Linked DNA regions of Homo sapiens: regions 1, 3, 4, 5, 6 and 7 are each linked to region 2. The links are chromatin contacts, found by Hi-C or POLR2A ChIA-PET in ENCODE. All regions are on one chromosome and are shown on one strand. The core of a region is the stretch at or near the end of the contact, and the rest is flanking DNA. Distances in the headings are between cores, read along the strand shown.

Region 1 (3,429 bases), core at 930-3,429, 1.4 Mb before region 2:
CAGCAAGTGCTGATGTAAAAGCTGCAGCAAGTTATCAAAGAGATGTAGCTTAGATAATTGATAACAGATAATCAGTATAGATGAAGCAGCATTCTATTAATAAAAGATGCCATCTAAGACTTTCATAACTAGAGAGGACAAGTCAATGCTTGGTTTCACGCTTCAAATCTGACTTTCTTGTTAGAATCTAATATAGCTGATGACTTTAAATTGAAGCCAGTCCTCATTTACCTTTCTGGAAATCCTAGCATCCTTAAGAATTATGCTAAGGATACTCTGCCTGTGCTTTATAATTTGAACAACAAAGCCTGATGACAGCACATCTGTTTACAGCATGGTTTACTGAATATTTTAAGTTCATTGTTGAGACTTCTTGCTCAGAAAAAAGATTCCTTTCAAAATATTACTGCTCATTGACAATGTACCTAGTTACTCAAGAGCTTTAATGGAAATGTACAAAGAGATTAGCATTTTCATAACTGCTAACACAACATCCATTCTGCAGCCTATAGATAAAGAAGTAATTCTGACTTTCAAGTTTTATTATATAAGAGATACATTTTGTAAGGCTCTTGCAGCCTTACAATCAGAGATAATGATTTCTCTGATGAATCTGGTTAAAGTAAATTGAAAACCTTCTGGGAAAGATTCACCATTCTGATGCCATTAAGAATATCTGTGACTCATGGGAGGAGATCAAAATATCCCTAACTGGATATTGGAAGAAATTGATTCCAATCTTTATGAACAACTAAGAAGGGTTCAAGATTTCAGATGAGGGAAGTAACAGCAGATGTGGTGGAAATAGCAAGAGAACTAGAATTAGAAGTGGAGCCTGATGATGTGACTGAATTGCCACAATCTCATGATAAAACTTGAACAGATGAGGGGTTACTTCCTATGGATGAAGAAAGTGGTTTTTTGAGACGGAATCTACTCCTGGTGAAGATGCTATGAACATTGTCAAAATGTTGGATAAAGGGCTCCAATTTTGAAAGACGTTATATAGTGGTTATTAAAATGCTATAAAACGGCATTGCATGTTGCAAAAAAATCTTTCGTAAAAGGAAGAGTCAATTCTTGCAGAAAATTTCATTATTGTCTTATTTTAAGAAATTGGCACAGTTACCCCAACCTTCAGCAACCACTACCTTGATCAGTCAGCAGCCATCACCATCAAGGCCAGACCCTCCACCAGCAAAAAGATTAGAAGTGGCCAGGTGCGGTGGCTCATGCCTGTAATCCCAGCACTTTGAGAGGCCAAGGCAGGTGGATTACCTGAGGTCAGGAGTTTGAGAATAGCCTAGCCAACATGGTGAAACCCCGTCTCTACTAAAAATACAAAAAAATTAGCCAGGCGTGGTGGCAGGCATCTGTAATCCAAGCTACTCGAGAGGCTGAGGCAGGAGAATCACTTGAACCCGGGAGGCGGAAGTTGCAGTGAGCCGAGATTGTGCCATTGCACTGGGCAGTCTGGGCAACAAGAGCAAAACTCCACCTCAAAAAAAAAAAAAAAAAAAAGATTAGGATTTACTGAAGGCTAAGGTAATCGTTACCATTTTTTGGGCAAGATGTTTTTTAAATTAAGATATATATACTGTTTTTTAGACACAATGCTACTGCACATTTAATAGACTACAGTATAAACAACTTTTATATGCACGGAGAAACCAAAAAAAAATTGCATGGCTTGCTTTATCGAGATATTTGCTGTATTGTGTTGGTCTAGAACCAAACCTGCAATCGCTATGGTATGTCTGTATCTAGCACATGATTATGCACATATAAAACCCAACTCCTTGATTCACAGGCCTCTGGATAGGAGATATGACATGCCCAAGGTCTCGCAGTTCATGTGAGGCAGGAAACTTAAGAGAGCCAGACTTCTTTAAGGAGACTGAAAGGTGATTCATTTAGTGAGTAGCGATTACAGAATTTCTAAAACAGTGGGGGCGGGGGGGGCGGCGGGGAGGAGGGCTGGAATTGTCCTCCAGCGCATACAAGGTTGTTGCTGCCAGAGAAATCCAGCAGGAAAGAGCAGCATTCTTTCACCTTTTCCGCCTCTGAAGCGGAGGAGAACTTCATTTCCCAGCAGCCCTTAAGATTCCTCCGCGCACTGCGCTAGCGTCCCGGCATTCTGCTTTCCGGCGCTCTGCCTTCCGGTGCGTCGTTTACGCCAGTTTGAACCAAAGACGCCCAAGGTTGAGGCCGAGTTCCAGAGCATGGGGTCTCGGTTGTCCCAGCCTTTTGAGTCCTATATCACTGCGCCTCCCGGTACCGCCGCCGCGCCCGCCAAACCTGCGCCCCCAGCTACACCCGGAGCGCCGACCTCCCCAGCAGAACACCGCCTGTTGAAGACCTGCTGGAGCTGTCGCGTGCTTTCTGGGTTGGGGCTGATGGGGGCGGGCGGGTACGTGTACTGGGTGGCACGGAAGCCCATGAAGATGGGATACCCCCCGAGTCCATGGACCATTACGCAGATGGTCATCGGCCTCAGTGAGAATCAAGGCACAGCACTTGGGCGGGTTGGGTATCTGCGGGGTAGAGGAAGGAAACGGAGCAGCCACGTGGGCGGGGAGGCGGGGAGGCGGGGTGCTGCCGCTGGTCAGGTGGTGGGGGCACCTCAAACAAGGTGGGAGAGGAAGTTGTTGGAACGCCTTTCTTTTTTTTTTTTTAATTTTAAGTTAGTATTTCTTGAGAACCCTTATTAGACTCAGCCCTTTTAATTCTCAGAATAGCTGTTAGAAGTAGGTATGATTATAGTATTTACTGTGGAGCAAACCGAGGCAACGAGGAGTATTGTGTTCATGGTCAGGAAATGACAGTCACTTGATCCCAGGTATATCAGATCTCAAAGCCCATACTTTTTCTCCAGGTCCTGGAGAAAGCCTGAGCGAGGGCCCTTGACCTTAATTTAAGAAATTTGCCTTGAATCCCAGATCTTTAGACGTGGATTCTAAGCTCACCTACTTGGTACACCTGGGTAATGTGGCCCACAGCCCCGTTCTGTGATCGTCAAGATGTCATCCAATCAAACGTCATGATTTTTTTAGCTTTCAAACCGATTGTCAGTGAATAGAATTTTAGGTTTCTAACTGTCTTACCTTCTTGATCCTGTATAGGTAAATTCTCCTACAGGATATTCTTTTTTTTCCTGATTTTTTTTTCTTTTTCTGTGCTTCACTTGCCTTATAAGAAAGATACAATGGTAATATATCCTCCAGAAGTGTTGTGAGGGTTAAATAAGATGGCGTATATGTGAAACACTTGGTAAATTTAAATGCAGCATAAAGGTAAGGTATTGTTGTTTTTTTTCTAGGCATTGCCACCTGGGGTATCGTTGTCATGGCAGACCCCAAAGGGAAGGCCTACCGCGTTGTTTGAAAGTACCACCAGTGAATCTGTCTTCTGTCTCTGTCCCTTTCCCCG
Region 2 (3,335 bases), core at 348-2,847:
CAAAGTGTAATTTGTTACTATGAAATTTCTGGACAGTCTTCGAAGACTAAGCCTGTGAAGGGGAGGAAAATATTCCTTTTAAGTAGTTTGCAACTGTAGGCTACTTCTACCAAATCAAAGAGCTACACTTATTTAAAACCACAGGATTGGAGCCAAACTGTGGTCTATCAACTCAGGATGCCAACTTTTTAGTGTATTAACAACAACATGAAGACAAAGAAAAATACGATGGGTCTGAGTGGCTAGGGATATAGATTGTAAGAGACTTGTGGAATAGGAAAAAAACTTAGACTGGCCAGACCATAAAAATACCAGAGATGCCCACAGACAGCCTTCAAGTATGCACCGCTGGCTATGCTGCAGTGCTATGCTTAAAGCGTGAACGACATGAGTATTAGAAGGCGAGAAGTAAGAAAAGCAAACAGTCTTACACTCCTTTTCACTTCGGGAATAAAACTCTTGGCTTATATAGGGCATTCGTAAACCCGGCCCCCGGTTAAACCGACAGTTTCTTCATGCCCAGGTCTCTAACCTCCCTCGAGACATTCCAAACCTAGGAAAGGCGGCGAGGGAGAGGGACCAGAAGTTCTGGAAACCCTTCGAATCTTCAGTTTGCGCGAATCCTACCACAGTCAGGAAGCAGAGTTAGGGTTCTTATTCTTGAGAGCTCAATGCCCGAGTTTCCCCTGTTTGAGAGCCGAAGACGCGGAAGAGCCGCGGAAGCCAGGCGAACGCTCAGCCGGGTTAGCCAGCTCTCCGGGTCTCCCGCGCGGTGGCATGGCCGCCAGAGCCCTCTGCCCTCCCCGCCCTCTGGGGGCCCCAGGCCCCGCCGAGCGCGGGAAGCGAGGGACCTGGGCACCCAGTGCCTACGGCCGCTGTCCTACCAAATACAAACGGCGAGATATTTGCGCTCCGGACGCCCTCACTTCTGACCCCGCGCGGCGCACCTCCAGTTGGGGCTGGCAGGGACCCACTCCCCACCATTCGGCGGGACTGGGCCCCGCACCCCGCGCCTCGCGGGGGCTGCCCACCCGCAGCGGAGCCAGGTGAGCCCTGCGCGCGCGGCGCACAGAGCCCTCGGACCGGTGCGTCCAGAGGAGCCCAGCTGTTCCGGCCCCCAGCCTCGCTAGGGGCGCGGCGGGCGCGCCTCACCTGCTTGCCCCGGTAGAAGAGGCGCTGGCATTCGGGCCGCACGTCGAACAGCGCCCACACCCGCTCGCGCAGCTCCTCAATCGTGGCTTTGCGAGACACGTCCTCAATGGTGCACGTCTTGGAGCCATCAATGGTGCGAACCTGTATCCACATCTTGGCGCCTAGAGAGGAACCGGTCCCCTTTGTCTCCCCCTGAGCTCTGGGCGCCGCGCCCCGCCCGGCCCGCGCCGCTTTCCCTGCGGCTCGGGCCCTCAGCGGCAGGCGGGCGAGCGCGCCCACCGGACCGACCGGACGCCGGGCCCGACAGGCGGCGACGACTCTCAGCGCGCGCGCCCGACTAGCCGACTTGAGGAGAGACGACCGGAACCACTCTGAGGCGCTGCCGCAGACACCGCCTCAAAGATAGGAAGAGGCCATGTCTGCGCCGCGCAGAGTGTTTACTTATAGAGCTGGAGCTCCCACATGGAGGTCACGGCGCCAAGCCGGATCTCGCGAGATCCACGCCGGGCTCCGCCTTAAAGAGGAAGCGGCCCGGGAGAGGGTTACAGACCCGAGGGAACGAAAATGGGCAGGCGCGGAGAGGGCGGGTCGGAGGGGCGGGGCTACCAAAAGCCGTTACTTGCCCCACCGCCTGCACCTGGCCACTGGGCACGCCCTCTAGCCTTTGGGTTTCGGAAGATTGCGCGGCTACCACATCGGTTGCCGTTTTGAGGCCTCGTTTCAGAGCTGAGGGGGCGGGTGCCTCCTCAGGCTTAGCGGATATGGTTCTTTGGTCTCAAAAACACACCAAAAATAAGAAACCCTGGCGTGCACTTGTATAATCCTGGAAAGGGGGCGCGGGTGGGTGCGGCCTAAACTTCCGAGAAAGAACTGAAGGAAATGTGTGCGCTCCACCGCGCTCAACAGGAAAGCTCCCGCCACGCGGCCTGGCGGGTCGGGTCGCCCGGGAAAGGCCCCGGGGGCCCTCCTGCTTCGCGAACACGTTTCCCGCCTGGCCGCAATGCTACTTTCGCGCGGAAACCCACTTCCGAGGGTTTCCCGTCGCCTGGCGGAGGCGGCAGCTCCAGGCCTATCCTCAGGCCGCGGGTCCCGCTGGGATCGCCCTCTCTGGCTTGCAGCGCTCCCAGCCGGCCCTCCGGCCTTGGAGAAGTCGGGGCAGCTGCCCGAAAGGCCGCTCTCTAACTCCGGACATTTCCGTTCGTAGACTTTCCGCGTTAGGGGTGCCTTTGGCCTAAGGGATTGCGGGTTTGCGGGAAACAGTTTTAAATAATGCAGAGCTACGCGCCTCCGAAGAAAGAACTCCAAAGACCCTACTAGGATTAAACCCTCAGAAGTGGGCCCAACGCAGCACTACCTAACAGGGCTTCCCCCACCCCCCACCCCGCCTTCTTAATCCTTCCCTGCTACAGCTGGGGAGTCGGGGTGGGGGTGAGTGGGTTTATTTTATTTTATTTATTATGTATGTATGTATGTATGTATGTATGTATTTAGAGACGGAATCTCTCTCTGTCGCCCAGGCTGGAGTGCAGTGGCGCGATCTCGGCTCACTGCAAGCTCCGCCTCCCGGGTTCACGCCATTCTCCTGCCTCAGCCTCCCTGGGGTAGCTGGGACTACAGGCGCCCGCCACCGCGCCCGGCTAATAGTCTCGATCTCCTGACCTCGTGATCCACCCGCCTCGGCCTTCCAAAGTGCTGGGATTACAGGCGTGAGCCACCGCGCCCGGCCAAGTGGGTTTATTTTAAATGAAAATATGTCTTCTCAAGAAGGGAGAGAGGATATAAACGTAAACAAAACAAGACAACTTGGACTTCACATTTGCCAAAATCGGTAACTTAAATATTCACATAGGTGCTAATTATTCCCATAAAGGTACAGTACCATTTTTTTGTAATAAACTAATAAACAGCTAAAATAATTACAAGCACAGACAAATCCAGTAGTATATCATGAAAAAGAAGAGAAAGGCCGGGCGCAGTGGCTCAGGCCTGTAATCTCAGCGCTTTGGGAGGCCGAGGTGGGCGGATCACTTGAGGTCAGGAGTTCCAGACCAGCCTGGCCAACATGGTGAAACCCCATCTCTACTAAAAATATTAAAAAACTAGCTGAGCATGGTGGCAGTTGCCTGTAGTCCCAGCTACTCGGGAGGCTGAGGCAGGAGAATTGCTTGAACCCGGGAGGCGGA
Region 3 (3,287 bases), core at 226-2,725, 1.6 Mb after region 2:
TGTTTTTGAGCAGTAGAGAGAGGACAGGAACCACCAACACAAGTTTTTCCTACCATCACTAGGTTTCTCACCACTGTACCTGGGATATTCTGCTTCTTTCCTTCCTAACCTATCTCCGTCAATAGCATGGCATCTTCTGCCCTTTATGTGCAGCCAATCACCACCCAAGAGAGGCAGAGATCTAACTATCCAAAAAATGCATTCAGACAGATAAAACAAGAGCCAGTGCAAAATGAAACACATCAGCGCCGCTCAGGAAGCTTCCAGGACCAACCACAAACACTCTTTTTCAATTTACAGACAGGTTTTTTCCTTTTTCACCTGACTACTGACTCGCCCAACTTGGGATAACCACCAGTCAGAAGCTTTTAAATGCATGTATCTCATGCCAGGGGGCCAGGTGTAAACCAAGGCCAGTTGAAAACCGGCGCCATTTAATGAGATGTGGGTTTAAATGGGCCTATTTCTTTTTAACCTACCATTGCAGAGCAAGAAGTGAGCTTGGAAGCCTGCAGTTTAGCGATTGTCACCGACCCCTTTTCTAAAGTCAAGGCAATTAGGCCCATGACTGTTAAAAGTCTATCTCAAAGCTCCTGTCCTGCGCACATCAATCACAGTCACGGCTGAAAACAAACACAGAATTTTAAAAATTTCTTTATCCACACCCAAGGACAAGTGTGAGGGCAGCCGAGAAATCATGGCGACAGGAACAGCCGGTGTCCAAGGGGGCAGCTGCTTCTGAGAACTGCTTTGAGACAGGGCAGAGAACCAACCCAAGGTACTTTTCTCTCCCAATGTCTCTCCCCCGGCTCATTCACCATATTTCGGTCCAACAAACTGTTTTTCTCCTTTGAGAGGTTTATGGCGAGGGCAAGAGGGGCCGAAGGGACGCGAAGGGGCGACGCCAGGGATTTGTTGCTACACGTAAAGCTGGAAAACGTGCAGCTGTTTACTACCAGCGCCCCGGAGACGCCGAGCGCAGCTTGCAGCTGAGCGCTCCCCTCGGGCCCCGACCCCGCCTCCCCCACTGTGCCTGCCCCTCCGGCTTTGGAGGCGACGCGCCACCTGCCCTCCCCGACGCGCTCGCCGGACGCCGAGCCGCCCAACCAACACCGCGCGGGCCCCCACGGCATCAGCTCGGTCTCCCCTCAGCCCCCGCGCCCACGCCGCGCGCCGCCCACACCAAGTTACCTCGGAGGCCCGGGTTGTCGTCTCTGGCCCGAATCTTTCGGATTTTGACGGGGCGCCCGCTCAGGGTAGACAGGACCAGACGTTGGCGCAAGAAGTTGCACCCTGCGTAGCTGAGGGAGTGCGCCTGAGTCGCCATGTGCGCGCTCTCCGAAGAGACGTGAGCAGCCCGAGAGCGGCGACTTCGGACAGACGCGGGACTCGTGACTCCGATGGTGGTGGTGGCGGCGACACCGACGGCGGCGGCTCGGGCTGCCTCCAGCAGCCCAGACGCGTCCACGTGGTTTGGAACAGGAAGACGGAGAGACTAGACACCGGGTCAGAGGGGAGCGGGGCGGAGCCAGTGGCCACCTCCCCGCCTCCCCGCCCGACCGGGGCGGCCCCCGCTTCGGGCCACGCCGCTATTGGCCCGCGCCGGATCAGGGCGGTGCCCGCGCCGCGCCTCCATTGGCTTCCGCTGAAGCTGGGCGGTGCCCAAGCCGCGCTGCCATTGGTCCGTAGTGGAGCTGGGCGGTGCCCGGGCCCTGGCAACAGCGCGCGGCTGGAGGGAACGCGGGAGGATGGCCAGGGAACCCCGGCGCGGGAGTTGCCAGTCGGGGCAGTCTCCTCTGTGTACCTCCTGGCGTGGTAGCAAGGGGAGATGGCGGACTGAGATTGATGCCTACGACGTGCCGGATTCTTAGCATTACTACTTACGGCAACTACTGGGGTGAAGATGCTATTATCTACCCCTCCTCTTTCTTACTAAGAGAGACAACAAGGGTTGGTGCACTCACCCTATCGCAGGGATGCCGCTCAGCGCACTGCCGGCGCAGTCCCGCAGCTCCATGCTGTAACCCTGCAAGGTAGAGCCATCCTGTCCTACTCATGGATAAAGGCTCGAGGAATATTGCAAAGCTGACAGTGGCAGCCTATACTGAGACCCGAATCCTCCCACAGCAGGCCGTTGCTTATTTTATTGAGACACCTCTTTGCCCCTTTCTCACGGGTCCCTTCGTTTATCGTCATTGCGTTTCATGGCAATTCAGGCCCTCCTACCTCGCATGCTTCAAGATAGATAGTTGTAATAACTTCACACACACACACGCGCGCAATGCTTTTTCCCTCTTTCCCGTCCTCCTCCAATCCTGCACAAGAAAATCTTCCCAAACGTTGGATTATTTCACTTCTCTACTCAAAAACCTTCCAAAATGTACAGTTAACTAACAAATGACTACACAAGTAGAAGTCCGATATCATAGTAATGTGGGTTTGTAGCCATTCCTGGACAACACTCACCAAACCATGAGTCCCAGAATGCACGGGGGTTCGCGGGGGGAAGGGGGGCGGGGTATGATAGTGTCTGAAAGCGGTGGGAGTTTAAGATTAAGGGATGTAGCTAGCCTTATGTAGACAACAGTGTGTTATAAAGTGGAGTGGAGTGGCATGCTCATGACTCACTGCAGCCTCAACTTCCCGAGTTCTAGTAATCCTCCAACCTCAGCCTCCCCATTAGCTGGAACTACAGGTGTGCACCACCATGCTCAGCTAATTTTTGTATTTTGTATAGACATGGGTTTTTGCCATGTTACCCAGGCTGGTCTCAAACTTCTAACCTCAAGCGATTGGCCCACCTTGGCCTCACAAGTGTGAGCCACCACTCCCAGCCTTTAATCCATTTTTCTTTGATTTTTGTAAATGGCAAGAGATAGAGATCTAGTTTCACTCTTTTGCATATGGATATCCAATTTTCTCAGCATCATTTATTGAAGAGACTGTCCTTTCCCCAGAGTATGTTCTTGGCAACTTTGTCGAAAATGAGTTTACCGTAGCTGTGTGGATTTATCTCTGCGTTCTCCGCTCTGTTCTACTGATCTATGTGTCTGTTTTTATGCCAGTACCATGCCATTTTGTTTACTCTAGCTCTGTAGTATAATTTGAAGTCAGGTAATGTGATTCCTCCAGTTTTGTTCTTTTTGCTTAGGACAGGTTTGGCTATTCTGGGTCTTTTGTGGTTCCATATAATTTTTTTAATTTTTAATTTTTGTAGGTAGATGGTACATGTATATATGAGGTACGGGAGAAGTTTTGATACAGGCATGCAATGTGTGATAATCACA
Region 4 (2,967 bases), core at 223-2,722, 1.5 Mb after region 2:
ATTGACTTACCTAAGATATTTCCACTAGGACAATATAGATTACATATAATGTTTTTTTCATAATCGTTATTTGAAATGGCTGTATAATCTTCCATTGAGTGGATGCACCATAATCTAGTTAAACTATTTCCTGTTGTTAGATTTTAGGCTGTGACTAATTTTTCACTATTATGAATAATTTTCCTGTGAGAAGTGCAAACCGTAGGCATATTTTTTTAATCTCTGGATTATTTCCTTAGTACAAATACCCAGGAGATTCTACTAGGTGAAAGGATGAGAATATTTTAAAATCTCCTGATAGCCAGGTGCAGTGGCTTGCACCTGTCATTCTACTTACTTGGGAGACTGAAGCAAAAGGATCCCTTGAGCTCAGGAGTTCAAGAACAGCTTGGGCGACATAGCAAGACCCTGCCTCTAAAAATTACTAAATAAATAAAACTAAAAGATCTCAATACATATAGCTAAATCAATTTCTAAAAGACGTTTCTAATTCTACTGGTAATGTACTATAGTACTAACAAACATTAAATATTATTATAAATGTTGCTATGCTTTGTAGCCAAATGAATGGAAGGGGTATCTTATCACTTTTAAAATTAAAAGTGAGGTGGAACATTTTTCCATGTTTGTTAACTAGATGATCTCTTCTTCTCAATATCTATTTACTTTATTATACCACGAAGGACTTGAAGAGCTTTCAAGTAGTGTTTGTCAGTAAGAAAACATACTCTTTTTGTTTCTTTTTTATGTAGGTGTTTTGTGTGGGTCACTCCATGGATTCATAGGTGAATCTATTCCCTCAAAATGAATCTATTGGGAACATTCTTTAAAAAAAAACAAACAAACAAAAGTAACAGAGCAATAGCAAGATCTTTCTGAAAAAGAAATTGCTGGCACATTTTACCAGCATTTACCTTGATCCAAATCATTGAGTTTAGAGAGAGATCCAGTCAATTTAGCAAATCAGCCAAAAGCAACAGTATATGACAGATCAAATTCCATTGGAACAAATACCACACAGACTGGGCAATTCCAGGGGCAGATATAAGACAAATGAGGGGAAGTTGAAGGGAGATAAGATTGTTGGCTGATAGAAAGGAATTTCTAACAACTAACTCGAGCCCCAAATAGACAACAAAGGAGCAACAAAGATGCAAAGATGGTCAGGAGGAGTTTGGAGGATTCATGCAGGAGGGTGTGGGAGGCCTTGTGGTGAGTAGACTGGATAGGACCCCTAAAGTCCCTTCCAACTCTATTTTCCTTAGAGTGGCCCTTGGACCTGAACTTCCTGGTCCTGGGAATAGGAGATTGCTTTGTACAGGACAGAAAAAGAGGAAGAACCTGTCCCTCTCTTCTTGAGGGTGGGGCTGACCATAGTCAGAATTTTGAAATAGAGTTTATCTTTGGCATCTTCTCACTTCCCTTTCTGTACTTTTGCTTACCAGCTGCCCAGTATTCCGATGGGGGTGTTAGCCTCTAAGCAGTGCCACTCCTGCATTACTTCTTTCTCTTTAACCACTTCAAAACTCCCATTCTCTTAACACAGCTAACCTCAGCTAGCTGTTGAAAGGAAAGCAATCTGTTTGAACCATTTCACTCTAAAGCATGACCGACTGATAGTATCATGATCTTCCCAAACAGATACGAATTTTCAAAACAAGATGTTTCTAAAGCCAATGGCATCTTTAACAACATGTGGTAAATTAAACCCCACTTAATAACCCTTCTGAAGTTCAAGTTCCAGCTACATTAATTACTGTCCCTCAGTATTGAGGAAATTACTAGGCCATCCTGTGTTTCAATATTCTTATCAGAAAATGAGGAAGAAATACAACTAAACCATATAATTTATATAAGCTGCCTGGCATAATGCTTGACACATGGGTCTTATTGTTAGTTATTATTGTCCCCTTTGCAGTCATCCATGCAGAGGTGTAATCATGTATTTCTTACTCTCATAACGCATATTCCTTGGGCTGGGAGGTGAGTCTCCAAGTCAGAGTCTGGGCAGCTGACATCCTTGTTGTGTAAAAGGAGGATTTCCTCAAGTTCAGCAGCCTCTATTATCCTTTTCTATCACATTATTTCCTGCCATTACATTTTTTTCCATTCTCTTTACTTTGTGTTTTATTTGTTTGTTTGTTTGTTTGTTTGTTTGTTTGATGGTTGAATTAGGAAGTTAAATTTTGATTTGAAAGTTTGGTTAATTTATTCTCCATGTCTCTTCTTTTCTGATATGGACATTGAAAGCTATAGATTTCCCTCTGAACAACATGTTGACCATACCCCACAGATTTTGTAGAGTAATGCTTCTGTGCCCATTCATATTTATGTGATTTATAATTTCCATTTGATTTTGTCCTTAGCCCAAGAGTTATTTCATTATTGATTTGTAATTCATAAACAGTCTTATTATCTCTATATTCTTATAATAAATAAATGTAGCACTTTAGGCGTTAGAGGGCCAGCAAGCATTTGGTGGCTACACAGCCTCTTCTCTTCATCTTTAGAAATGATGGATCTCAAAAATTTCCATTAAGTACAGGTATGCTTTAAATGAAAATATGCTTCATTAAACATATTTTCAAAATAATGCAGTATTGTGCTTTCAGTAAACCACAGCAATAGCTATCCATTTAAATCATATCCTTCAACAACAAACCAACTTTGTTCTGTTAACATGGTGAAAAACGATAAAACCTATAATTAAAATAAAAGTATGCTAAGCCAGAAAAATAAAAATTGTGTGTGTGTGTGTGCACGTGTGTGTGTAAGAGAGAGAGAGAATGGGTGAGAGAGATTTATCTTCAACAATAAGCTAAAATTTGGCAATGTCTTATTAGTGGTTTCAGCCAAGGAAATCTAATTATGTAACTGTTGTTATTTTTATAGCCACATTTGTGAGTTCTCTAATGATTTTAAGATTGCCTTATCTTAATGAGAAAGCAGAACTGACATCCTCCCAAA
Region 5 (3,300 bases), core at 420-2,919, 1.6 Mb before region 2:
AACTGAGGCACAGAGTGATTAAGAAAGTTGCCCAAGATTTCACAGCCAGTAGGTGGCCAAGCCAAATTTCAAACCCAGCAGTTTGGCCCCAGATTTGAAGCTCTTCACCACTCATATACAATATTGCTTCCTGAGAGAAGCATTTTCCTACGTTTTCCTTATCTGTTTGTTTCTAGCATCTAGTACAAGTCCTGGAATGTAAGAACCTTAAATAAATGCTTGTCGAATGGGGGATGACTTGAAGGCAGAGTCTGTATGCAATATTCATCACGCGGGGTATAGATGCTCAGCTGACATGATCCTTGAGGTGTACTAAGTGAGACATCCTCTCACAGGCTGATCCTGGCATCGTCTCTTTTATTCCAATCTGGGCTCCTCTTTCTTAGCAGTCTAGTCCTTCCTGAGATTATCAATAAAGCAAAGGTGATAACAGCATTGCGATCCTATCTCTACCTTCTAATCTTTTCCTCACTCATACTAACTTATCTCTTCCAGTCCCTCTTTCTGTTTCAAAATGAAATGTGAAACCTCTATGTATTAAACAATGAAACAAGAAAAACCCACAATCAGCTCTCCATACTAAATTATACAGCAAAGGGGCTGATTTAGGAAAGTCTTCCTTGAGTAGGTTAGTTTAACTTTACTCTGATCCAATCTTCAGGAATGTCATTGGCTAAAGAAGTCATTTTAGTCATGGTGCAATCTTATTCCAGACCTAATCCCCACCCAGTGGGATAAGTCAGTTCCTTTTGCCTCATAACATTCTTACTTCATCAAACTAAAATATTTTCTATCCACTTTCGTATACTTATTTTGGAAAGCAATTGAAGCAGAATAGGCACATACCTTCTATATGTTCCTGAAACATGATTGAGTGCTAACAGTTTCAACATTGGGAAGGCAATGTTCCACTTCCTGGAGTGGATACTCAGATTGTCTAGAGGTCAAGCACTGTTTCCTAATCAGGAGACTGTTATGGAAGGAGGGTGGGGGGCATTAACTGAGCCTTGGGCTTCCTCACAGATCAACAGGTGAATCCTGAGCATCCCGTAGAGTCTGGTGTGAGGATACAGCAATGACTAAGACAAGCCTCTTGCTTCAAGGAGCTCATAGACTATCAGAGGAGACACACACTCTTTCTCAATATGTTACTGACTGTAATAGAGTCTACGCAACATGAAAAAACACACACAGGATTGGCTGCATAATTTGCAGGGTCCAGGGCAGAATGAACATATGGGTTTCCTTTTTCATAAATTGTTAAGAATTTTAAAATGTGTTAAATCAAATGCAGGGCCCTTGGGTTACACAAGCATGAAGCAAGCCCTGCATACATAGAAGAGGTAATGGGATCAGGGTATGGGACACTGAAAAGGCTTCAAAAGAAACTTAAAGTGAATGTGGTTCTTGTAGGATGACTAGGAGTTGGCACATGAAGAAGTGGGGAAGGACATTCTGAGCAAGAAAAGAGAGCCTACACAGTAAGAAAGCAGGGTATGTGAGAGCAGGTTGTCAGTCTATGAGGATGACAAAGTGTGTGGCCAGTGTGTAGTGTCTTAGACTGAAGGAGGCCAGGTGACATATCTACAGAAGGAAGTTGAGGTCAGGGTGTCAGAGGCTTAGTGAAATGAAACCACAAAAGAACAAGGCCAACCGTAGTTTAATGATAGTTTCACCACTTCCTGCCTGTGAGCTCATGGGTAAATGACAATATCCCTGAGCTTCAGCTTTTTTTATCTGAAAATTGGGGCATTCTAGTCTTGGCTCAGCCTTTAGCCCACAGCTAATGAAGCTGTGAGACCTTAAATAAGTCACTTTCCCTCTCTGAGCCTCACTTTCTTCAAATGTAAAATGAGAGACAAGGGCTAGATGAGTGGTTTCAAACTGGGCTCTGAGAAAGTGCCTTAGAGGATATGGAGGGGATGGGTGACGACAAGACGAAAGGCCAGCAGATTTCAGCCCTTCTTGCCATCACGCTTACACTAGAGCAACTTCATTTTTATCAGTGTTATATGGGTATGTGTGTGAATATATGTTTATATCAATACATGAACATATGTACATGTATATATGTATATATGATATGTATTACATATAATATATGCTATGTGTATTATAGTATGTATTTATGTGCATATACATGTTATGTTATATGACAAATATATGCTATATTGTAATGTGTATATTACAACACATAAGTACTATGTACATATTTATGCAGAAAAGTGTCTGAATTTTCACATCTGTAAAAATAAGGATATTAATAATCCCTAATTTGTAGGATACTATAAAGATTAAACATCTAAAATACATGTAATATACTTTAAAAAGTGCCAGGCACAGAGTAAGCATTGCTAATTCTTAGCTCTTACTTTTTTTGAGCCAGAAGTTAACCAAGAAGGCAGTCCCTACCTTCCCTAGGTATGGGGAAGACAGCAGTGAACAAAAGACACACACTTTGTGGGTGTGTGGGTGCTCAATGTATTTGCTGAATATATGAATGGACAGGGTCTTCGACTCCTTTGCACTAGTTTCTAGGCTAAGGTTTTTGATACAAAAATAAACAAAACAAACATGGGTACGGCCCTTGTGGGTATTACGCATATAAACTCACAAGTGAGGATCAACTGGAATTGTTGCTAAGTGCTTTACTAGAATTGCAGATTACATCTAGTTTGAAGAAATAGTTTCCACCCTGCTAACAGTTTAACCTGCTCCAGGAACGAATGTTCCTAGCTCCCCAACAAAGTTGTAAATTGTCACATTTTTCTAATATGCGGGGAGCTAGGCAGAGACTGTGGGAATGAGAGATGCCTCATTAGGTAGCAGGATCAACTTTGCTAAGTCTTTGGGCAACTGGAAATAAAAAGTAAGAATGCTTCATTTCTGTGTAAATCACTTTTCCCTAATAGGCTATACTGTCTATATTTATTCTATGGCCACTGTGGGAAGTGAAGGAGGAAAAAGAGATGGGTCCTGTCATCAAGGAACTTATCATTAATTGGAAAAGACAGGATCAAGACACATTGACAAAATAACGGCAAGGACCTCTCTCCACCCACTGCTGCCATTAGCAAAGATATTCCCAACGGAACAATGTGATTGGATTGGACTGGACTTGCTCTGGAAAGGTTTAAGAAACTTGAGTTTACAGCGGAGATGGGAGAAGAGATTCTGAGGTGTCTGAAAATGGGCATGGGACAATTGGTCAAATGGCAAGGCTTCTTTTGGGGGCAATGGCATAAACGGGTGCTAGAGTGAGGCAGGTGCTAGGGTGGGGGAAATGAGCAGAGATCACAT
Region 6 (3,227 bases), core at 436-2,935, 1.7 Mb after region 2:
TTAACATACAGATATTTCTCTAGATTACTTCTGTAATTCAACCACAATGCACTGAAATTCTTGACACCCTTTTTTCTCTTCATATGCCTTCAAAATTGACAATGGCATCTGCTGTTCATTCTTCTTTCCTCCCTAGCACATCATGTGCTTATAATACATTTTGTATATAAAGATGACACTAGTGATCCAAAATTAGTGGGTGACTAATGATGGACCCATCAACTCTCATTCTGTCCTCCTAAAAAATGTCTTGTAGTTCCCCAGTGACTTAGCTGGCCAAAGTACAGACAGTGGTTATGAAACAGCATTTTTCTCTGTGTGAAGCCAACTAACCCTGTTAGCTGGACATAAGATTGATAATGTCACGCTTACTGGTAAGCAATTTAACTCATTCTCATTAACATCTAGCAAAATAAGTTGAGAGGAAAACTACTATTAAATCTGTTACACTCTTGGGAACCCCATTTTGCAAGAAGGCGGCAGACACTTATGATCCATTGAATATATTAGTGTTTAGTCTGTGATTCTGAAATATACTTCCAAAACACACACGGATTCGGAGAAAAAAACAGGACAAGGTGATGCGAGTATGTAAGTATCCCCTAAGATAGGTCCCTGAAAAATCCTTAATAGTATATCACATTTGGATACGTTTCAGTCGCAGGAAGGCAGGAATGCTGGATTGAAAACACAATACCAGGAACCTAAGAGAAGTCTGAAGGAAAACACAAGTATATGCGTATATATTTTCACTGGAGAATGACGTGAAGCAAAACTAAAAAACAAAACAGTAAGGCAAAGATGGTCACGCGAATGGGAGAGGTGTACGCCAGCGTCAAAAGCGAGATTTAAAGAATTTACTCAGTTGTCAACATCGGTGAAAATCGCATGTGAAATCTTTGTCAGGACTCAGTGTGATGCTGAACTACAATCATTCACTGTTCCTAGCAACTGTGCACAAGTATGCTAGAGCCTTTAACAGAATAAAGTGCTTGGGGAAAACCTCTCACAAGAGGACAAAGGGTCAATGTTACAGCATGAGCCGCCCCAAATCTGAGTGCTGTCAGGAAGGGGAGATGGAGGAAGGTATTCCAAGAGTGAACAGGAATCAGCCAAGGCGAAAGAAAACATGTGCGTGGAGGTGGAGGTTGGTAATATATGGCCACCCCGTCTGCCCTCCGAAGATGCCATAAAAGGGGTGGGATGGCATCAGGCGTCAGGTCCCAGGTCCCCGGCCCCTGGCAGTGAGGTGGGCGTAGAAAAAGGCGTAGAAGAGGGTCTGGGAGACGCGGCATTCCAGGGGTTTGGCGACAGCACCACTCCATCCCTCCGCAGAACGCAGGCCCCTTCTCACCTGGGCGCCGCCGCCTGGCAGCTGCGGGCAGCGGGGAGAACTGGGGAACACGTCGAAGTCACTCTCTTCCTCAGCCTCACCCTCGGCCCGAGGGAGGCTCCAGGGTCCCGGAGGCGGCCACGGTTGTTCCATGTCCGGCTGCTCCGGGTCCTACAACCGCCCTTGGCCCTACAACTGCCACTGCCAACAGACTTGGCGTGAATGGAACCTGCTGCGCCGAGCCAGAAGCCCAGCCGGGGGTCCGGGCCGTTACCCAGAATCCCTCTACTGGCCGCGACGCCGCTGCACACCCGGCGACAGCCTGGGCCTCGCCACCGGCGGACGGCGGAAGAAATAGTCGGCGCGGTGCGTCACTTCCGGTTGGGGCGGGGCTGTGGAGGCGCGTCCCGGGCCCTTTGCGTGTAGTGGGTGGATCTGCAATTGTATTCCTGTTTCAAGCCCCGTTTTCTTGCAGCTCTTCGGCACTGCAAACCTAACCGCTAATGGCGCTGTGGGTGGAGAAACGTTTGTTAGGTAGCGTTATATATTGTTATCTGGTGTTCCCTATACCGAAAACGGCGGGTCCTGGCCGCCGGGAGGTACTCAGACCAGGTGTGCACTTTACATGTTGCTTAAAAATTGCAACTCATTCCTTTACATTGACATTTAAACCAGTGATTCTAAGGCAGAGTTGGGGCGGAGGGAGGAGAATTTTGAACAAGCGGAGCCAATTTTCGTCTCATTTCTAATTACAGGCAACAACAGAATTCTGCGAAACTTGGTTGGTTGGAGGAGCACACCAAAAATAAAGTACCGGAGCCGGCACGGCTTCAAAAAAATTAGGATCAGTACCGCTAGTAGCGAACGCATAAGAAGGGCTTCCTGTATGCCTGCGTATCTTGTTTAAGCCTAAAGATATGTACTCTCTTTATCCTCTTTTTTTGAGACGAGGAAGTAGACCCAGCATGCCCGAGATCACACATTTTACAAGGAAGAAGTAGGATCCAGACCCAGGGAGTTTAACTTCAAAACTTGAACGTTTAACAATCAGGTCTTGCTGCCCTACTCATAAAGAGACCCAAATAAAAACAACATGACGCCATTTTTTTCCATGTGTTTAGACTGGCAAACTTGTGAAGTCGCTTAATACCAAATGTGTACCAAGATGTAAGGAAATGATGTGAGAATGTCATTAGTATAACCTTTTAGGAGGAGTAATTTGACAATATGAGAGGCTTGAGCGGATTGATTCAGCAATTTCACCACTAAGAAAGTATGCAACAATTATTTTTGCACCAATATCCAAAGATTTACTACAAAGATTTCTGGCAGCAATTTTTGTGTGTGTGTGGCAAGAAAAAAAAAAGCATTCTAATTGTCCATCGATAGAGGAACTTAAAGTATGGAATATTAATACAATGGCATATTACCCTTTTTAAAAAAAGTAAATTGTATCTGAATATGCTGATATATAAATACCTCCAAAAGGTATTGAGTTTTAAACAAAGCAACTTGCAGAATTAAACATATGCGTACGTATACAGAGAGAGAAGAGAGAGGGATGGTATTTGTTTGCGTCCGTGTGTGTGTGTGTGTGTGTGTGTGTGTGTGTGTGTGTTTGCGCAGAACATTCCTGGAGGATATGCAAGAAACTGTTAATGATTACCTCTGGTGGGTGAGCCTAGGAAGGAAAGCTTCTGAGGATCTTTACTTTCCACATTTAGCTTCCCTGTACTGTGCTGTTTGAATATTTTTCCAATGAATGTATACTATAATTATAGTATTATAACAGTACAAGATTATAACAGTACAAGATTACTATAAAATTAATTACAAATAAAAGCTGAGAATCACTTTTGCACCTAAACCTTTTGAATTTAGGGGTGAAAGTCAC
Region 7 (3,287 bases), core at 353-2,852, 1.8 Mb after region 2:
TCCCACTACCCGATCCACAAATATGGATAGAGATAATAAATTATAGAGATAATAAAGTAAAAAAGCTTACCAAGAAAATCAGGATTAAGAAGAAATCTCCCAACTGTGGCAACAGATCTTCAGGGAATAAACTAGAAAAACCTATGTCTTGGACTTTAAAAATACTGTTTAAAATCTACCTCAGGAAAAGGACTAGGATTAGTACATGACCTGTCTGCATGTATATTTACAGAATGAACATCATGTTTCTTTCTCGAAGTTCAGTTTACAAGTGGTATGTTGATTTAGGGATTATCACAAAACACAAATCTTACTGATACCAACTTTTAACAGCAACAGTATAACCACCTCAGCTTGTTTTCTTTGCAGTTGTCCTGGAAACATAAACAGTTGTTGAATAAATATACAATAGAGGATTTTTTGGGTTTTTTTGCTTTCCCTAATATGGCTGTGTTCAGTAATGGCCAGTGTGTGCTCCAGCCTAGCAGCACATCAAGATCATGGGACACCTGAAATCCCAAAGGAAGCCTGAAATGCCTAAGAGGGACAAGCGGGATGGCTGCTGGTTTAGGTTGACATCATCGAATGTGGAAACCTTCAGACTTCCTGGTGCCATAATCAATGAGATGGTGTCATCGTTGACTCCACAGTAAAAAGAGGACCGGAGCATTATGGGGTGAGAGCCAGCAATAGTCCACGATGCTGTACTGCATGTAGCCCAGAAAAAAGCCAAAAGCTACGTCGGTGACATTGTGCCGCCCCAGCATGACCCTGGATAGGCCCAAGACGAAGGCCCACAGAACCACCAGCACCCTCAGTGGAATGGCCAGCACCAGGTGGTTCAGGATGAACCTCGACATCAGGGCGGCCCTTGTGGCATGGCCCGAGGGGAAGGAGTACTTGTCCACCGAGAGAGTGACAAACATGTCCATCTGGTTGTGGGCCGGGCGGCGCCTGCGGACCAGCCCTTTGATCAAGGCCACCAGCAGCAGGTCCAACAGCAGGGCGAAGAGCAGGTTCATCAGCACCTCGCGCCCGGCCCAGCTGTCGCTCCTGCACAGGCAGTAGAGGGTGCCCAGCAGCCAGGGGATGCCGTGTCCCGAGATCTCCAGCAGCTTCATAAGGGGTCGCACGCTGCCCCACGACGAGCTCTCTCCCGCGCACACCCCCAGCTTCTTGGACAGCCACAGGTCGATGGCCAGCAGGGAGCGCAGGGCGATGCCCAGGAAGGACGGGTTCAAGTCCATGCGGTCCTCCTCGGGCAGCGGAGGCGCGGGCGACTGCGAGGGGCCCGCCGCGGCCAGGGGGAAGGAGCCGCGGCGGTGAACTGGGCTCTCCGATGCACGGAGCCGGGCGCAGGTGGGGTCCACGGCCGTGGCGCGGCTGCTGAGCAGGGACTGGAACTCAAACCTGCTGCCGCCGCCACCGCCGCCATGGGCTGGGCTGCCGGGGCTGCTGCTGCTGCTCGAAGCGGAGACGCCCAGCGGCCGTCCCTCCATGCTCCTCCGGGGACTTGGCATCGCAGCTGGCGGCCCGGATCCCGGGACCTGGCCGGACCAAACAGAGGCTTCCCGGCCCTGCAGCCTCTTCCGCTTCCGCACTACCATCCCGGAGGGGCGGGGAGAGGAGCCGGCGAGAGCGCGATTGTGACACCTGGTGGAGACGTGGGAGGGAGTTGGAATTTCCAATGTGAGGAGAGCAGAGGGGAGGATGTTGGCGTTGGGAGGTACAGGTGAGGGAGTGAGGTGATGGGGAAAATGTCAGTGTCTGTAGGAGCTTAAGAGAAATAGAGCCCCGTGTAACAAAACAAAGCAAAGTCTGTTTTCTCTCCCTTGTTTGTTGTTTTCTTTCTTTTTAAGATTTCTTGCCCAGGAGTGTTCCTGCCTGGCAAACAAGATGTGTACCTCGGGGTCTACCTCATGAATCAGTACCTGGAGACCAACAGCTTTCCCTCTGCGTTCCCCATTATGATTCAGGAGAGCATGAGATTTGAAAAGGTGATCTTGACTTTCTCATTGGCTTTTGTTGTCTGAAGATAACCTGAGAGTTCTTATAAAGAACAGAGTTCTTACAGCATTATTTGGTAAATTTCATTTTTAAAAAAATTATCCGAAAGCACTTCAGCACAATGCAAAACCGCAGTCGGAACACTTGCTTTTGTAATGCAGGTCTGAGCCAAGTTCTGTCAATCTAGTGCTAAATACCCTGGTTGATGTTTCCTATTCTTGGAACTCCCATGGCATTTTTTTAACTGGAGCAAAGAGAGCATTTCTGAATGTTTTTGGAGGTGTTAGAGGTAATTGCATTACATTTACGAAAGGGATTATTAATAAACTGTGGACCTTAGAAAAAACTGTGTTAGACCAAGAAAAATAGCGAAAAAAAAATAATGAAATTAGTTAAATCCTGTAACTAAAATCCTGTAACAAAAAGGCTGTTCAGATTTACTGTTTCCTCAGATCATACCTAGATTATTTAGCTACAGTGATAAAGGCTAGATTCCATTCTGGTGAATAACATGGTGATATAAATAGTCAAAACATTACCAGCCTTCTTCACACTAAACTATTCATAGAATATTGATGTTATTACTATGTCATCACTGACAATCTCTTAACATTTTTGTTTTGGAATTTGGAGATGGAATCAATTTTAACCTTAATAAGTCTAATGATTTTGCCCCAAACAATGTCATTGAGGGAGATCTGGGGAGAAGGAAGGCTACAGAGTAGAGCATGTCACATTTTTTTAAAAAAATTATACTTTAAGTTCTAGGGTACATATGCACAACGTGCTGGTTTGTTATATATGTATACATGTGCCATGTTGGTGTGCTGCACCCATTAACTCATTCCCCCCACCCCACGACAGGCCCCTGTGTGTGATGTTCCCCACCCTGTGTCCAAGTGTTGTCATTGTTCAATTCCCACCTATCAGTGAGAACATGCGGTGTTTGGTTTTCTGTCCTTGTGATAGTTTGCTGAGAATGATGGTTTCCAGCTTCATCCATGTCCCTACAAAGGACACGAACTCATCCTTTTTTATGGCTGCATAGTATTCCACGGTGTATATGTGCCACATTTTCTTAATCCAGTCTATCACTGATGGACATTTGGGTTGGTTCCAAGTCTTTGCTATTGTGAATAGTGCTGCAATAAACATACGTGTGCATGTGTCTTTATAGTAGCATGATTTATAATCCTTTGGGTATATACCCAGTAATGGGATGGCTGGGTCAAATGGTATTTCTAGTTCTAGATCCTTGAGGAATCACCACACTGTCTTCC

Evidence for each region. A loop is a pair of places that touch in the nucleus more often than their neighbours do. ChIA-PET counts read pairs that join two places held with the same protein, here RNA polymerase II (POLR2A). Pooled maps may share reads with other maps.
Region 1: a map of CD8-positive, alpha-beta T cell shows a loop between it and region 2 (10-fold over the local background). The contact joins the promoter of DMAC1 here to the promoter of UHRF2 in region 2. A Hi-C loop is called at or near these places in 3 of 168 maps with a recorded cell type or tissue (CD4-positive, alpha-beta memory T cell, CD8-positive, alpha-beta T cell and naive thymus-derived CD4-positive, alpha-beta T cell) and 10 of 50 pooled maps.
Region 3: a map of CD4-positive, alpha-beta T cell shows a loop between it and region 2 (11-fold over the local background). The contact joins the promoter of RCL1 here to the promoter of UHRF2 in region 2. A Hi-C loop is called at or near these places in 2 of 168 maps with a recorded cell type or tissue (CD4-positive, alpha-beta T cell and CD8-positive, alpha-beta T cell), 2 of 37 single-sample maps with no recorded cell type and 12 of 50 pooled maps. POLR2A ChIA-PET finds 5 or more read pairs at or near these places in 2 of 52 experiments (CD4-positive, alpha-beta T cell and CD4-positive, alpha-beta memory T cell).
Region 4: a loop to region 2 is called in a pooled map, with 4 times the contacts of the local background. The contact joins the enhancer-like site here to the promoter of UHRF2 in region 2. A Hi-C loop is called at or near these places in 1 of 168 maps with a recorded cell type or tissue (naive thymus-derived CD4-positive, alpha-beta T cell) and 7 of 50 pooled maps. POLR2A ChIA-PET finds 5 or more read pairs at or near these places in 1 of 52 experiments (BJ).
Region 5: a map of B cell shows a loop between it and region 2 (6-fold over the local background). The contact joins the enhancer-like site here to the promoter of UHRF2 in region 2. A Hi-C loop is called at or near these places in 3 of 168 maps with a recorded cell type or tissue (B cell, CD4-positive, alpha-beta memory T cell and naive thymus-derived CD4-positive, alpha-beta T cell), 1 of 37 single-sample maps with no recorded cell type and 11 of 50 pooled maps.
Region 6: a loop to region 2 is called in a map of naive thymus-derived CD4-positive, alpha-beta T cell, with 26 times the contacts of the local background. The contact joins the promoter of CDC37L1 here to the promoter of UHRF2 in region 2. A Hi-C loop is called at or near these places in 1 of 168 maps with a recorded cell type or tissue (naive thymus-derived CD4-positive, alpha-beta T cell), 2 of 37 single-sample maps with no recorded cell type and 12 of 50 pooled maps. POLR2A ChIA-PET finds 5 or more read pairs at or near these places in 1 of 52 experiments (activated B cell).
Region 7: a map of naive thymus-derived CD4-positive, alpha-beta T cell shows a loop between it and region 2 (4-fold over the local background). The contact joins the promoter of PLPP6 here to the promoter of UHRF2 in region 2. A Hi-C loop is called at or near these places in 2 of 168 maps with a recorded cell type or tissue (both naive thymus-derived CD4-positive, alpha-beta T cell) and 12 of 50 pooled maps. POLR2A ChIA-PET finds 5 or more read pairs at or near these places in 1 of 52 experiments (activated B cell).

Annotation. Positions count from the first base shown.
Region 1 is chr9:7,798,528-7,801,956 of GRCh38, reverse strand. DMAC1 (distal membrane arm assembly component 1) reads left to right here and starts at 2,179. Exons shown (of 2, transcript NM_033428.3): 1 at 2,179-2,496; 2 at 3,320-3,429. The coding sequence starts at 2,223. The coding sequence ends at 3,384. RefSeq lists an enhancer at 1,869-2,415.
Region 2 is chr9:6,411,461-6,414,795 of GRCh38, reverse strand. UHRF2 (ubiquitin like with PHD and ring finger domains 2) reads right to left here and starts at 1,597. Exons shown (of 16, transcript NM_152896.3): 1 at 1,153-1,597. The coding sequence starts at 1,305. RefSeq lists silencers at 780-1,209, 1,280-1,459, 1,740-1,879.
Region 3 is chr9:4,791,132-4,794,418 of GRCh38, reverse strand. RCL1 (RNA terminal phosphate cyclase like 1) reads right to left here and starts at 1,475. Exons shown (of 9, transcript NM_005772.5): 1 at 1,192-1,475. The coding sequence starts at 1,327. RefSeq lists enhancers at 725-1,224, 1,299-1,348, 2,169-2,218 and a silencer at 1,429-1,788.
Region 4 is chr9:4,937,721-4,940,687 of GRCh38, reverse strand. No RefSeq gene overlaps it. Among named protein-coding and RNA genes, the nearest start is that of JAK2, 46 kb to the left of the region's middle. Within about 2 kb of position 1,472, at least 4 of the 41 ENCODE cell types and tissues checked have a DNase peak (open chromatin) inside an H3K27ac peak, as active enhancers do.
Region 5 is chr9:7,974,885-7,978,184 of GRCh38, reverse strand. No RefSeq gene overlaps it. Among named protein-coding and RNA genes, the nearest start is that of DMAC1, 180 kb to the right of the region's middle. RefSeq lists an enhancer at 1,325-1,434. Within about 2 kb of position 1,669, at least 8 of the 41 ENCODE cell types and tissues checked have a DNase peak (open chromatin) inside an H3K27ac peak, as active enhancers do; they include B cell, where a contact is called at or near this core.
Region 6 is chr9:4,678,027-4,681,253 of GRCh38, reverse strand. It overlaps CDC37L1 (cell division cycle 37 like 1, HSP90 cochaperone), which reads right to left and starts at 1,685. Exons shown (of 7, transcript NM_017913.4): 1 at 1,355-1,685. The coding sequence starts at 1,486. It overlaps CDC37L1-DT (CDC37L1 divergent transcript), which reads left to right and starts at 1,774. Exons shown (of 2, transcript NR_121598.1): 1 at 1,774-1,867. RefSeq lists an enhancer at 1,462-1,551.
Region 7 is chr9:4,660,609-4,663,895 of GRCh38, reverse strand. PLPP6 (phospholipid phosphatase 6) reads right to left here and starts at 1,602. Exons shown (of 1, transcript NM_203453.5): 1 at 1-1,602. The coding sequence starts at 1,520. The coding sequence ends at 633. It overlaps SPATA6L (spermatogenesis associated 6 like), which reads left to right. Exons shown (of 12, transcript NM_001353486.2): 2 at 1,860-1,997. RefSeq lists a silencer at 1,208-1,467.